Regions from separate parts of the Homo sapiens genome. Here region 1 is linked to region 2. Evidence: chromatin contacts called from ENCODE Hi-C or POLR2A ChIA-PET data. All regions are on one chromosome and are shown on one strand. The core of a region is the stretch at or near the end of the contact, and the rest is flanking DNA. Distances in the headings are between cores, read along the strand shown.

What was found. Hi-C counts contacts between places; a loop is a spot of excess contacts on that map. ChIA-PET counts read pairs that join two places held with the same protein, here RNA polymerase II (POLR2A). Pooled maps may share reads with other maps.
Region 1: a pooled map shows a loop between it and region 2 (3-fold over the local background). The contact joins two enhancer-like sites. A Hi-C loop is called at or near these places in 4 of 168 maps with a recorded cell type or tissue (CD4-positive, alpha-beta T cell, CD8-positive, alpha-beta T cell, ascending aorta and 1 more), 2 of 37 single-sample maps with no recorded cell type and 14 of 50 pooled maps. POLR2A ChIA-PET finds 5 or more read pairs at or near these places in 2 of 52 experiments (activated B cell and common myeloid progenitor, CD34-positive).

What each region holds. Positions count from the first base shown.
Region 1 is chr19:5,027,543-5,033,481 of GRCh38, reverse strand. It overlaps KDM4B (lysine demethylase 4B), which reads right to left. Exons shown (of 23, transcript NM_015015.3): 3 at 451-616. The coding sequence starts at 591. Among named protein-coding and RNA genes, the nearest start is that of KDM4B, 61 kb to the right of the region's middle. RefSeq lists enhancers at 1,768-1,827, 1,858-1,907. Within about 2 kb of position 1,726, at least 5 of the 41 ENCODE cell types and tissues checked have a DNase peak (open chromatin) inside an H3K27ac peak, as active enhancers do.
Region 2 is chr19:4,837,941-4,844,089 of GRCh38, reverse strand. It overlaps PLIN3 (perilipin 3), which reads left to right. Exons shown (of 8, transcript NM_005817.5): 8 at 4,554-5,749. The coding sequence ends at 4,898. Among named protein-coding and RNA genes, the nearest start is that of TICAM1, 9.3 kb to the right of the region's middle. RefSeq lists enhancers at 2,619-2,698, 3,119-3,338. Within about 2 kb of position 2,914, at least 7 of the 41 ENCODE cell types and tissues checked have a DNase peak (open chromatin) inside an H3K27ac peak, as active enhancers do.

The DNA.
Region 1 (5,939 bases), core at 477-2,976, 190 kb before region 2:
CACCCTCCCAAATAGCTGGGACCACAGGCATGCACCACCATACCCAGCTTAAAAAAAAAAAGTTTTACTAGGAAAGTAAGGCCTTCCTGGGCACTGAACACCCCTGGAAGGCGTCCCTCAGTGAGACGTCAGCTCACGGCCAGAACAACCTGGTGGCCCACTGCCCCTGGGCTTCACTGCAGTGTGGCTGTGTGTCCTCACCACCCCCTGCCAGCTCCCTGGAGCCAGGGCCTGCACCGGCCACTTCTCAACTCCAGTGCCTAGAATGGTGCCTGGCACATTGTTGGAACTCCACAAACAGGCGCTGGTAAACGAGCTGGGAGTGGCCCCGAAACACATTCCACGTGCACAGGCCACGCCTGTGGGGCTGGCTGAGCTGGGACCCAGGATGTCCGCAGGCCCGCGGCGCAGGCTGATGGAGGGCCGCGCTGGGGCCAGGATGTCACCCACCTTGGCCAGGCCCGCCCGGTGGGCTCCCTGCGACTCTATGTAGGCCACGTATTTGTTGAAGTCTTTAAATTCTTCCATGGTTGGGCGAAACGTCATGATTTTACAGCTGGGGTTCTGGGCGCCGTGGTCCTCAGACCCCATGGCTGCAGCTGTGCGGGAAGCACACCTGTGGAGGAAGACGAGAGAGGGTGAACCAGCGGTGCCGCCATGCCCAGCCCTTGGAGCCCGTCCTCCCTCAGAACGGAGCGTGCTAAAAATACCGTGGCCACCAGGAGGACAAAGGCGGCTGGGCCCTCGCGGCTGAGTGAGGGCAGAAGAGAAAACCACGAGCGGCCTCGTCACTCTGCTGAGCATAAAAGGCACGAGGGCTGCAGCTAACGAGAAGCAGAGGCGTCCTAGTTTCTAAGGCCGAGGCGACACCGGGAGCCAGTGCGCTAATTTTAAGCGGGGCCTCGGAGAGAAAGGTTTACGTATCAGGGACGCCACAGGTGTGTCAGCGTCCGCTGCACATCAGTCTCTCTGCTCTGAGCCTGATCCGCACGAGAGACCGCGGCATCTGCGGGTTTTCGAAGGTGAGGGCGGCCATGGGTGAGGGTCACACGCTCAAGGGCAGGGGGACCCACCCCTCGGAGCAGGCCTGTGGGTCACGGGGGGCTGGCTGGCTGCTGCCAGCAGAACTCAGGCCCTAGCAGGAACCTTGACCCAGGAGAGCAGCAGGCCCGCCCAAGACGGCTCATTTCCTGCCATCATAGCTGCCCAGAGTCACGCGGGTCATAAACCAGCCCACCAGCCCTGTACAGAATGGGGGATTGCACCAGGCCAAGTGATTCACTGACGGCACCCGCCTGGAAACATCGGAGTCAGACTGTCCTCTCCACGGAGGCTGCGGGCGGGAGCGGCTCCCTCCTGTCCCAGGTGTTGCAGGGTGGGAACTGGTAGCCCACCCCGACCAGGAAGGGACTTTGATCACAGACTCTGGGGAAGGGTCCTCCTTGGCAGGTTCAATCTCCAAAGGCAGAAAGACGACAGAATCCCTCTAGGATTCGGAAACAAGGACCCAAGTCCACACAAACCCAAAAACTTAGAAAAAACTTAACAAAATCCACCTCCCCACGCTGTGACCCCCAAAGTGATCTAGAGTGTGAAGGAAACAAGGCAGGGAGCCGCCCAGACAGTCCCGGGAGTGGGGTTCCCAGCCACCAAGGTGCAGCCACCCGCTCCTGAAGGCACTCCCCACTGCGGGCACTAGAGGGCAGCATGCACCCAGGAATCTGAGCAGGACGGCAGGGAGGCCCCAGCTAGGCTTGCACTGGTGTCCAGAACCCTCCATCCTGACAAAAGCAAAGCCGAGGTCGCCCCCTGGCCTCCACCTACTGCCTTGGGTCCACCCCATACCCTGCCTGCAGCACACAGGGCTGATACCCAGCGCTGAGCCCCAGCCCTGACGTCACACCCCGCGCTGGGCTGCTGCTGAGAGACCCCCACTGGGTTTGACAAAACCGCACAGCTCCAAGCCCACGTGGGCTGAGGCCCTGCCCGCCACCCTTGCTCTGTGCAGAGTCCTCGCAGCTTCTCCCATGGGGCAGCCGCAAAGCCAGTGTCTGCACAGGAGGCCCCAAGTGCACCGTGCACGGCACGTGACCACGTGCAGCCTAGAAATGTAGACTAGACGGTCACAGTGTGTGTCAAGGCAAGGCACCTGTCACAGTCACCAGAGCTGCCTGTGCCCAGAGACCAGCCTCTGACTGCGCGGGGCCTCCCAGGCCACCACACTGTCCCAGCGGGCCCCTCGCCCACAGCCAGGTCCCAGTACCCAATCCTCACCTGCGACCCCGCCAACCCCACAGGCCCCAGGATCCCCCCAACGCTGCACCTGCCCTCCCGCTCTCACCCAGATGTGGCCATGTAGTGTTCACCCAGGGCCTGCGCACTGTCCCCAGGGAGCCACCGGCTCAGAGGGAGCAGAGGCCGCAGCTGGACCACTGTGGGACCCTCAGTGCCGGCCTGAGCTGGGCCAGTAGCCACGATGGGAGCTGCCAAGGCACCTGTCAGGGCAGCCCTCTGGGAGGACTGGGTGGCAGAACGCGGTCACCTCAGGCCTCCTACTGGTCCCCAGCCCTCAGAGGCCGGGCCAAAGGCCTGAGGCCATCCCTGGATCTGCCACAAACAGTGCCCAGATGCGGTGGTGGCCACAGTGGTCCCCACATCAGCACTTCCCGGGTCCCTGGCCCTGCTCTGTGCATCACAGATGATGACATGGTCGACTGAGCTTATTGAGGAGGCACAGAGGCCCACGAGGGGCAGTTGTGGGCCTAGGCCACACGGCACACAGCTGGGCTGCATGCTATGCCAGGGCACTGCCATGACCGCATGAGTCTCCCCCTGCGCTTTGGCAGCTGGTGGAGGCGCTGGGACCCTCGTGCACCCAGCAGCCCCTGTCCCTGGCTGCCTCTCTGCAGGCCGGTGCACACATGGCCTCTTCCTGCCTCCCTGTAACCCACTGCAAGGGCCATCAGCTCCCAGGAAGCCCTCAAGTAAGAGTCATGTGAGGGGCTGGCCCACCCCCCTCTGCAGGCTCTGACCTCCAGGTCATCAAAGCCCACCTGCCCCACAGGACTGGCCACAGGGTGACCTATGCAGTATGGGGCCTGCCACACTCTCATGTCCCCCAGACCAGCTGGGCCCAGGAAGGACAGGGCCTGGGGCAGGGCTGGACGGCCCAAGGGATGCCTCAAACTTGTGCTCTGTACGACAGGAAAGCGCTAGGCACGGTGGCACACACCTGTGGTCCCAGCTACATGGGAGGTAGAGGCAGGAGGATCACTCTAGCCTGGGAGGTCGAGGCTTCAGTGAGCTGTGATTGCGCCACTGCACTCCAGCCTGGGTGACAGTGATCCTGTCTCAAAAAATAGATAAATAAATAAATAATAAAAAGGGGGGCTCCCCACACCTCGTGGGGTTGCGGGGGCTCGTCTGGAAAGCACGTGGCCACAGCTGCCAGCAGCACACCCTGCAGTGTCAGGTGACAAAAGCCCATGGCAGGTTACGCATCAAAACCCACGCTGGGGAGACCCAGACAGCCCTTCCATCTGGAAGGTGGAGCCGTGACACCGGGAGCCACTCTCAGCACAGGGACTCAGGCACTTCACCCACCACCGCCCCCTAGGGGCAACTTGGTGCACTTTTTAAGAAACTATTGTTTTTTGAGACAGCATCTGGCTCTGTCGCCCAGGCTGGAGTGCAGTGGCACGGTCACGGTTCACTGCAGCCTCAACCTCCTGGGCTCAAGCCATCCTCCCGCCTCAGCCTCCCAACTAGCTGGGACCACAGGTGTGTGCCACCACACCTGGCTAATTTTTGTACTTTTTGTAGAGACGGGGTCTTGCCATGTTGCCCTGGCTGCTAATAAACGCCTGGCCTGAAATGATCCTCCCGCCTTGGCCTCCCAAAGTATTGGCATTACAGGGATGAGCCATCATGCCCAGCCATTTGTGCCTTTGGAAATGACATGCTTAGGAAGTAAATCATACAGAGAAAACTAAAATGGTCCACAATCCCCACGCGCCATAACCTTGACGCACGTGCAACACAGCTAAACAGGGAAGAGGGAATTTACTGAAATGCAGTCCTGTGACTGACCTTCCAGGTCACCAGGAATGTGGCAGACAGAGGACACAGGATGACTCGGGGGCATCAGACACCCTGGAAGAGCCAGAGGAGCTGCCCGGCAACAGCAACATGCTCACAACGGCGCCACGCCAAGGAATGGGGCTCTCAACTCAGAGGCAAAGACAAACAGCCCAGTAAAAATGGGCCAAGGCTGGTGGGCGCGGTGGCTCATGCCTGTAATCCCAGCACTTTGGGAGGCCAAGGCAGGAAGATCACTTGAGGCCAGGAGTTTGACATCAGCATAAGCAACATAGTGAGACTCCGTCTCTATAAAAAATACAAAAATTAGCCAGGTGTGGCGGTCTGCACCTGTACTCCCAGCTACTTGGGAGGGTGAGGCAGGAGAATCGCTTGAGCTGGGAAGGCAGAGGTTGCAGTGAGCCAAGATTGCACCACTGCACTCCAGCCTTCCAGCCTGGGCTACAGGAGCGAAACCATGTCTAAAAAACCAGCAAAAAACAGGCCAAGGACTTGGGCAGACAGCTCTCCAAAGTAGACAAATGGCCAACAAGCACGTGAAAAGGTGCCCAGCAGCACTCAGCACCAGGGAAATGCAAATCAGAACCACAATGAGCCACCACCTCACTCCCACCAGGATGGCAGAATCAGAATGACAGACGGTGACACTGTGGGCAGGGATGTGGAGAAATTGGGGCCCTCGAACACAGGCTGGCAGGACGGTGACGTGGGACAGCTGCTCTGCAAGACAGCTTGGCAGCTCCTGGAAATGTCACACATAAATCACACTTGACCCAGCAATTCCACTCCTGCGTATCTGCCCAAGAGAAATGAAAACATCCATCCACACAGAAACGTGTACACCACGTCTGCAGAAGCACAATTCCCAACAGCCAAAGGTGGAAACGACCCAGGTGTCCACCAACAGAAGAATGAATCAACACAACATGGCCCATCCATGCGGTGGAATACGACACAGCCATGAAAAGCAACGAGGCTCTGACACAGGCGCCACATGGAGGAACCTTGAGGACATCACAGTGAGAGAAGCCAGACACAAAAGGCCGTGTGTTACACCCCAGGCTACAGGGCTTCTCTGTAGGGGATGCCAATGTTCTCCACTGACTGTGGCCAGTGCAGTGGCTCGCACCTGTAATCCCAGAACTCTGGGGGGCTGAGGCGGGAGGGGTGCTCTAGCCCAGGAGTTCGAGACCAGCCTAGGCAACGTAGGGAGACCCCATCTCTACTAAAAATTAAAATAAAAAATTAGCCAGGCATGGTGGTGCGTGCCTGCCAACTACTCAAAAAGCTGAGGCAGGAGTATCACTTGAGGCCAGGATTTCGAGGCTGCAGTGAGCTATGACTGCACCCCTGCACTCCAGCCTCTGGGCAACAGAGCAAGACCCTGTCTCTAAAAAGTAAATGAATAAAAATCAAATTGTGATGATAGTTGCACAAGTTTTTGAATATACTGAAAACTGTGGAACTGGACACTTTAAATGGGTGAACAAATGAGTGTGCAAATTATATCTAATAAAGCTCTTAGCAAAAAAATTAAAAAGAAGGCTGGGTGCGGTGGCTCACGCCTGTAATCCCAGCACTTTGTGAGGCCAAGGTGGGCAGACTGCCTGAGGTCAGGAGTTCGTGACCAGCCTGGCCAGCACCATGAACCCCATCTCTACTCAAAAATATGAAAATTAGCCGGGTGTGGTGGTGGGTGCCTGTAACCCCAGCTACTCAGGAGGCTGAGGCAAGAGAATTGCTTGAACCCGGGAGGCAGAGGTTGCAGTGAGCCAAGATTGCGCCATTGCACTCCAGCCTGGGTGACGAGAAACTCCGTCTCAAAAAAAAAAAAAAAAACT
Region 2 (6,149 bases), core at 1,665-4,164:
TCCCACCACCCACTTAAGCTCCCCAGGGGCAAAGGAAGTTTGCAGTGAGCCGAGATCGCACCACTGCACTCCAGCCTGGGCAACAGAAGGAGATTCTGTCTCAAAAAACAGAAAATGTCCTGAAATTAGATGAAGGTAGTATTTGCCCAACCTTGTGAATGTATTAAAAACCAATGAATCGTACACTTCAAAGGGCGAGTTTTAGGGTGTGTGGATTATATATCAATTTTTGAAATAGTTGTTTATTTATCTTTGAGACAGGGTCTCACTCTGTTGCCCTGGCTGGAGTGCAGTGATGCCATCACAGGTCACTGTGGCCTCGCCATTGCAGGCTCAGGCAATCCTCTCGCCTCAGCCTCCCAAGTAGCTGGGAACACAGGCGTGTGCCACGATGCCTGGCTAATTTTTTTTTTAATTTTTAGTAGAGACAGGATCTCACTGTGTTGCCCAGGCTGGTCTTGAGCTCCTGGTGTCAAGCAATACTCCCACTTCAGCCTTCCAAAGCACTGGGATTACAGGCATGAGCCACCACACCCGACCCCAGATCAATTATTTATTTATTTATTTATTTATTTATTTTTTGAGATGGAGTCTCGCTCTGTCACCCAGGCTGGAGTGCAGTGGTGTAATCTCAGCTCACTACCAGCTCTGCCTCCCAGGTTCACGCCATTCTCCTGCCTCAGCCTCCCGAGTATCTGGGACTACAGGCGCCCGCCACCAGGCCCAGCTAATTTTTTTTGTATTTTTAGTAGAGACGCGATTTCACCGTGTTACCCGGGATGGTCTTGATCTGCTGACCTTGTGATCCGCCCGCCTCGGCCTCCCAAAGTGCTGGGATTACAGGCGTGAGCCACCGCACCCTGCCTATTTATTTATTTATTGCTCTGTTGCCCAGGCTGGAGTGCAGTGGCACAATCTCAGCTCACTGCAACCTCTGCCTCCTGGGTTCAAGTGGTTCTCCTGTCTCCACCTCCCCAGTAGATGGGATTACAGGCATGCGTCACCACGCCCGGCTAATTTTTGTACTTTTTAGTAGACACGGGGTTTCGCCATGTTGGCCAGGCTGGTCTCAAACTCCTGACCGCAGGTGATCCGCCCACATCGGCCTCCCAAAGTGCTGGTATTACAGGCGTGAGCCACCGTGCCCGGACCCAGATCGATTTTTTAAAAACTGAAATGAGATCATATCAAAAGCACATAGTAAGGGCTACAAAAGTGACATGCATAAAGATATGGTGAATATCTCTATAAATGCAAATTGTTCGGGAGGCAGAACTAGACCACCTGCTGCCTAAAACTGTCTCCTGTTTCCCCGACTGCTAAGCACAGCAGCCAGAATGACTTTTCAAATGAAAAAACCAGATCTTATCTCTCTCACGTGGGCACTCTCCCGTAATCCCTCGCTCAAGTCCAGAGTCCTCCAGCTGCCAGGGCTCTGGGCAAAACCCTACCTCCCAGTGTGTGCCTTTTTTTTTTTTTTTTTTTTTTTTGAGATAGAGTCTCACTCTGTCACCCTGGCTGGAGTGCAATGTCATGATCTCGGCTCACTGCAACCTCTGCCTCCCGGGTTCAAGCGATTCTCCTGCCTCAGCCTCCCGAGTAGCTGAGACTACAGGCACCTGCCACCACGCCCAGCTAATTTGATTTATTTATTTATTTTTGAGACAGAGTCTCACTCCGTCACCCAAGCTGGAGTGCAGTGGCGTGATCTTGACTCACTGCAGCCTCCACCTCCTGGGTTCAAGCAATTTTCCTGCCTCAGTCTCCCAAGTAGCTGGGATTACAGGCGCCTGCAACCACACCCAGCTAATTTTTTTGTATTTTTAGTAGAGACAGGGTTCTGTCATGTTTGCCAGGCTGGTCTAGAACTCCTAACCTCAAGTTATCCACCCGTCTTGGCCCCCCAAAGTGCTGGGATTACAGGCCTGACCCACTGCGCCCGGCCTAATTTTTGTATTTTTAGTAGAGATGGGGTCTCACCATGTTGGCCAGGCTGGTCTCGAACCCTGTCTGTGCTCATCTCACTCTCTGGCCAAGGAAATTTTCAAGGACCTGATTTCAACTATGTTCTCCCCGGATGGTTTACAACTTCTGCCTAGAAAGTTCTTCCAGGCTGTCCCAGCCTGGCTTCCACTTTTTGTTTTTTAACAGCTTTTTTTTTTCTTTTTTTTTTTTTTTTTTTTTTGAGATGGAGTCTCGCTCTGTCGCCCAGGCTGGAGTGCAGTGACGCGATTTCGGCTCACTGCAAGCTCCGCCTCCCGGATTCACGCCATTCTCCTGCCTCAGCCTCCTAAGTAACTAGGACTACAGGCTCCCGCCACCATGCCCAGCTAATTTTTTTGTGTTTTTTTAGTAGAGATGGGGTTTCACCATGTTAGCCAGGATGGTCCCGATCGTCCTGACCTCATGATCCACCCTCCTCGGCCTCCCAAAGTGCTGGGGATTACAGGGGTGAGCCACCGCACCCAGCCTTTTTTTTTTTTTTAACAGTTTTATTGAGATCTCATTTGCATACCATACAAGTCACGCATTTAAAGCATACACATCGCTGGTTCTCAGCATTGTGCAACTATCCCTATCTCATCTCATGCCCCTAAAAAGAAACCCTTTTCCCATCAGCAGTCACTGCCCCATTTCCTCCTCCTCCCAACCACGTATCCCCTCCTGTCTCTGGATGGGCCTGTCCTGGACATTTCATAGAAATGGGATCACACCCTGTTTGGCCTTTTGTGTCCGGCTTCTCGCGCTGAGCGTGACGTCCTTAGGGCTCACCCATGCTGTGGCCTGGGTCAGAGCCCCATGACGTTCCATGGCTGAGTCACATTCTGTTGTATGGGTGGATCACATTCTGTTCACCCATTTATCAACCGAAGGACACTTGAGTCGTTTCTACTTTTTGCTGTGCCCCTGTGTGCATGTCTTTGTGTGTGGACGTATGTTTCCGTTTCTCTTGTGCACACACCCACAACTAGAATTGCCGAGTCATATGATGATTCTATGGTTTAACATTTTGAGTAACCGCTAGACTGTTTTCCAAAGTAACTATACCACCAGCAATACACGAGGCTTCCAATTTCTCCGCCTCTTGACTGACAGTGGGTATCATCTGATAGCCTCTGGGGTTTTTGTTTGTTTGTTTGTTTTTGAGACAGAGTCTCGCTCTGTTGCCCAGGCTGGAGTGCAATGGCATGATCTTGGCTCACTGCAACCTCCGCCTCCTGGGTGCAAGCAGTTCTTCTGCCTCAGCTTCCTGTGTAGCTGGGATTATAGGCACATGCCACCACACCCGGCTAATTTTGTATCTTTAGTAGAAATGCGGGTTTCGCCATGTTGGTCAGGCTGAACTCCTGACCTCGGTGATCCACGCACCTTGGCCTCCCAAAGTGCTGGGATTACAGGCATGAGCCACCATGCCAGGCCTCCTTATGGTTTTGATTTGCATTTCCTCAATGACTTATAAGGTCAAACAGCTTTTCATGTGCTCTCCCTATATCTTCTTTGGTGATTTGTCTATGCCCTTTAAAGAATTTGACTAGTGGCCAAATGCAGTGGCTCGTGCCTGTAATTCCAGCATTTTGGGAGGCTGAAGTGGGCAGGTCACTTGGGCCCAGGAGTTTAAGACCTGGGCAACTTAGTGAGATCCTGGCTCTACAGAAAATTTTAAAAATGTAGCTGGGCGTGGTAGTGAGTGCCTGTAGTCAGGCAGGCTGAAATGAGAGGATAACTTGAGCTCAGGAGTTACAGGCTGTAGTAAGCTATGATCACGCCACTGCACTCCAGCCTGGGCGACAAAGTGAGATCCTGTTTCTAATTAAAAGAAAAGAGTCTGGGCGCGGTGGTTCATGCCTGTAATCTCAGTACTTTGGGAGGCCAAGGAGGGCCGATCACTTGAGGTAGAGTTCAAGACCAGCCTGGCCAACATGGTGAAACCCCATCTGTACTAAAAATGCAAAAGTTAGACGGGCGTGGTGGCACGCGCCTGTAGTCCTAGCTATTCGGGAGGCTGAGGTAGGAGAATCGCTTGAACCTGGGAGGCGGAGGTTGCAGTGAGCCAAAATCATGCCACTGCACGCCAACCTGGGCAACAGAGCAAGACTCTATCTCAAAAAAAAAAAAAAAAAAAAGGGCCGGGCACGGTGGCTCACGCTTGTAATCCCAGCATTTTGGGAGGCCAAGGCAGGCGGATCACGAGGTCAGGAGATCAAGACCATCCTGGCTAACACGGTGAAACCCCGTCTCTACTAAAAATACAAAAAATTAGCCTGGCGTGGTGGTGGGCGCCTGTAGTCCCAGCTACTCGGGAGGCTGAGGCAGGAGAATGGCGCGAACCTGAGAGGCGGAGCTTGCAGTGAGTTGAGATTGTGCCACTGCACTCCAGCCTGGGCGACAGGGCGAGACTCCGTCTCAAAAAAAAAAAAAAAAGTTTCGCCTATGGAAAGCGTTTGCCCCAAGGTCAGTGGTAGAACCCCTCTTCCCCTCTTTCCCTGGCTTCAGCTCCGATCGCCTTTCCTGAAACAAATGGTCCTGATTGGTGTCCCCATCTCCCTTCTCAGCAGGTCGAGTCCCGGGCGCTCACCATGTTCCGGGACATTGCCCAGCAACTGCAGGCCACCTGTACCTCCCTGGGGTCCAGCATTCAGGGCCTCCCCACCAATGTGAAGGACCAGGTGCAGCAGGCCCGCCGCCAGGTGGAGGACCTCCAGGCCACGTTTTCCAGCATCCACTCCTTCCAGGACCTGTCCAGCAGCATTCTGGCCCAGAGCCGTGAGCGTGTCGCCAGCGCCCGCGAGGCCCTGGACCACATGGTGGAATATGTGGCCCAGAACACACCTGTCACGTGGCTCGTGGGACCCTTTGCCCCTGGAATCACTGAGAAAGCCCCGGAGGAGAAGAAGTAGGGGGAGAGGAGAGGACTCAGCGGGCCCCGTCTCTATAATGCAGCTGTGCTCTGGAGTCCTCAACCCGGGGCTCATTTCAAACTTATTTTCTAGCCACTCCTCCCAGCTCTTCTGTGCTGTCCACTTGGGAAGCTAAGGCTCTCAAAACGGGCATCACCCAGTTGACCCATCTCTCAGCCTCTCTGAGCTTGGAAGAAGCCTGTTCTGAGCCTCACCCTATCAGTCAGTAGAGAGAGATGTCCAGAAAAAATATCTTTCAGGAAAGTTCTCCCCTGCAGAATTTTTTTTCCTTGTTAAATATCAGGAATATAGGCCGGGTGCGGTGGCTCACACCTGTAATCCCAGCACTTTGGGAGGCTGAGGCGGGCGGAACACCTGAGGTCAGGTGTTCGAGACCAGCCAGGCCAACATGGTGAAACCCCGTCTCTACTAAAAATACAAAAAAAAATGAGCCGGGCATGGTAGCAGGTGTCTGTTATCCCAGTTAGGAGGCTGAGGCAAGAGAATCTCTTGAACCTGAGAGGCGGAGGTTGCAGTGAGCCAAGATCGCGCCATTGCACTCCAGCCTGGGGGACAAGAGTGAGACTTAGTCTCAAAAAAAAAAAAAAAGAAAAAAAAATCAGGGATATAGTTCATATCCCACTTCTTTGTTTACACCGATGTCCCTGAATATCAGCCTGTAGCTAATGGACTTGGGATTTCTGGTCTAAGTGGGCCTCCTGGGGATGGGGTGGTACACTGAGCTTCTGAGCCTCATTGTAGAGTAGAAAGGTACTGGGGCCTGTGTGGTAAGCCTTGTTGAAATGCTCTGGTATTCAGTATTGCCTTAATAAACTTCACCCACAACTGCATACAGGCCATGTGTGTACGTGTGTGTGTCTTCATCTGTCCCTGCTGCTAGAACAGAAATATCTTAGGCAGGGTAATTTATTTATTCATTTATTTATTTTGTAGAGACGGGGTCTTGCTATGTTGCCCAGGCTGATCTTGAACTCCTGAGCTCAAGCGTTCCTCTCACCACGTCCTCCCAAAGTGCCTGGCCAGGCTGGGTAATTTATGAGCAACAGAAATTGATTTCTCACAGTTCCGGAGGCGGGGAAGTCCAAGATCAAGACACTGGCAGGCCTGGCACAGTGGCTCACGCCTGTAATCCCAGCACTTTGGGAGGCCGAGGTGGGAGGATCACTTGAGGCCAGGAGTTTGAGACTGGCCTGGGCAACATAGCAAGACCCCATCTCTACACAAATTTTT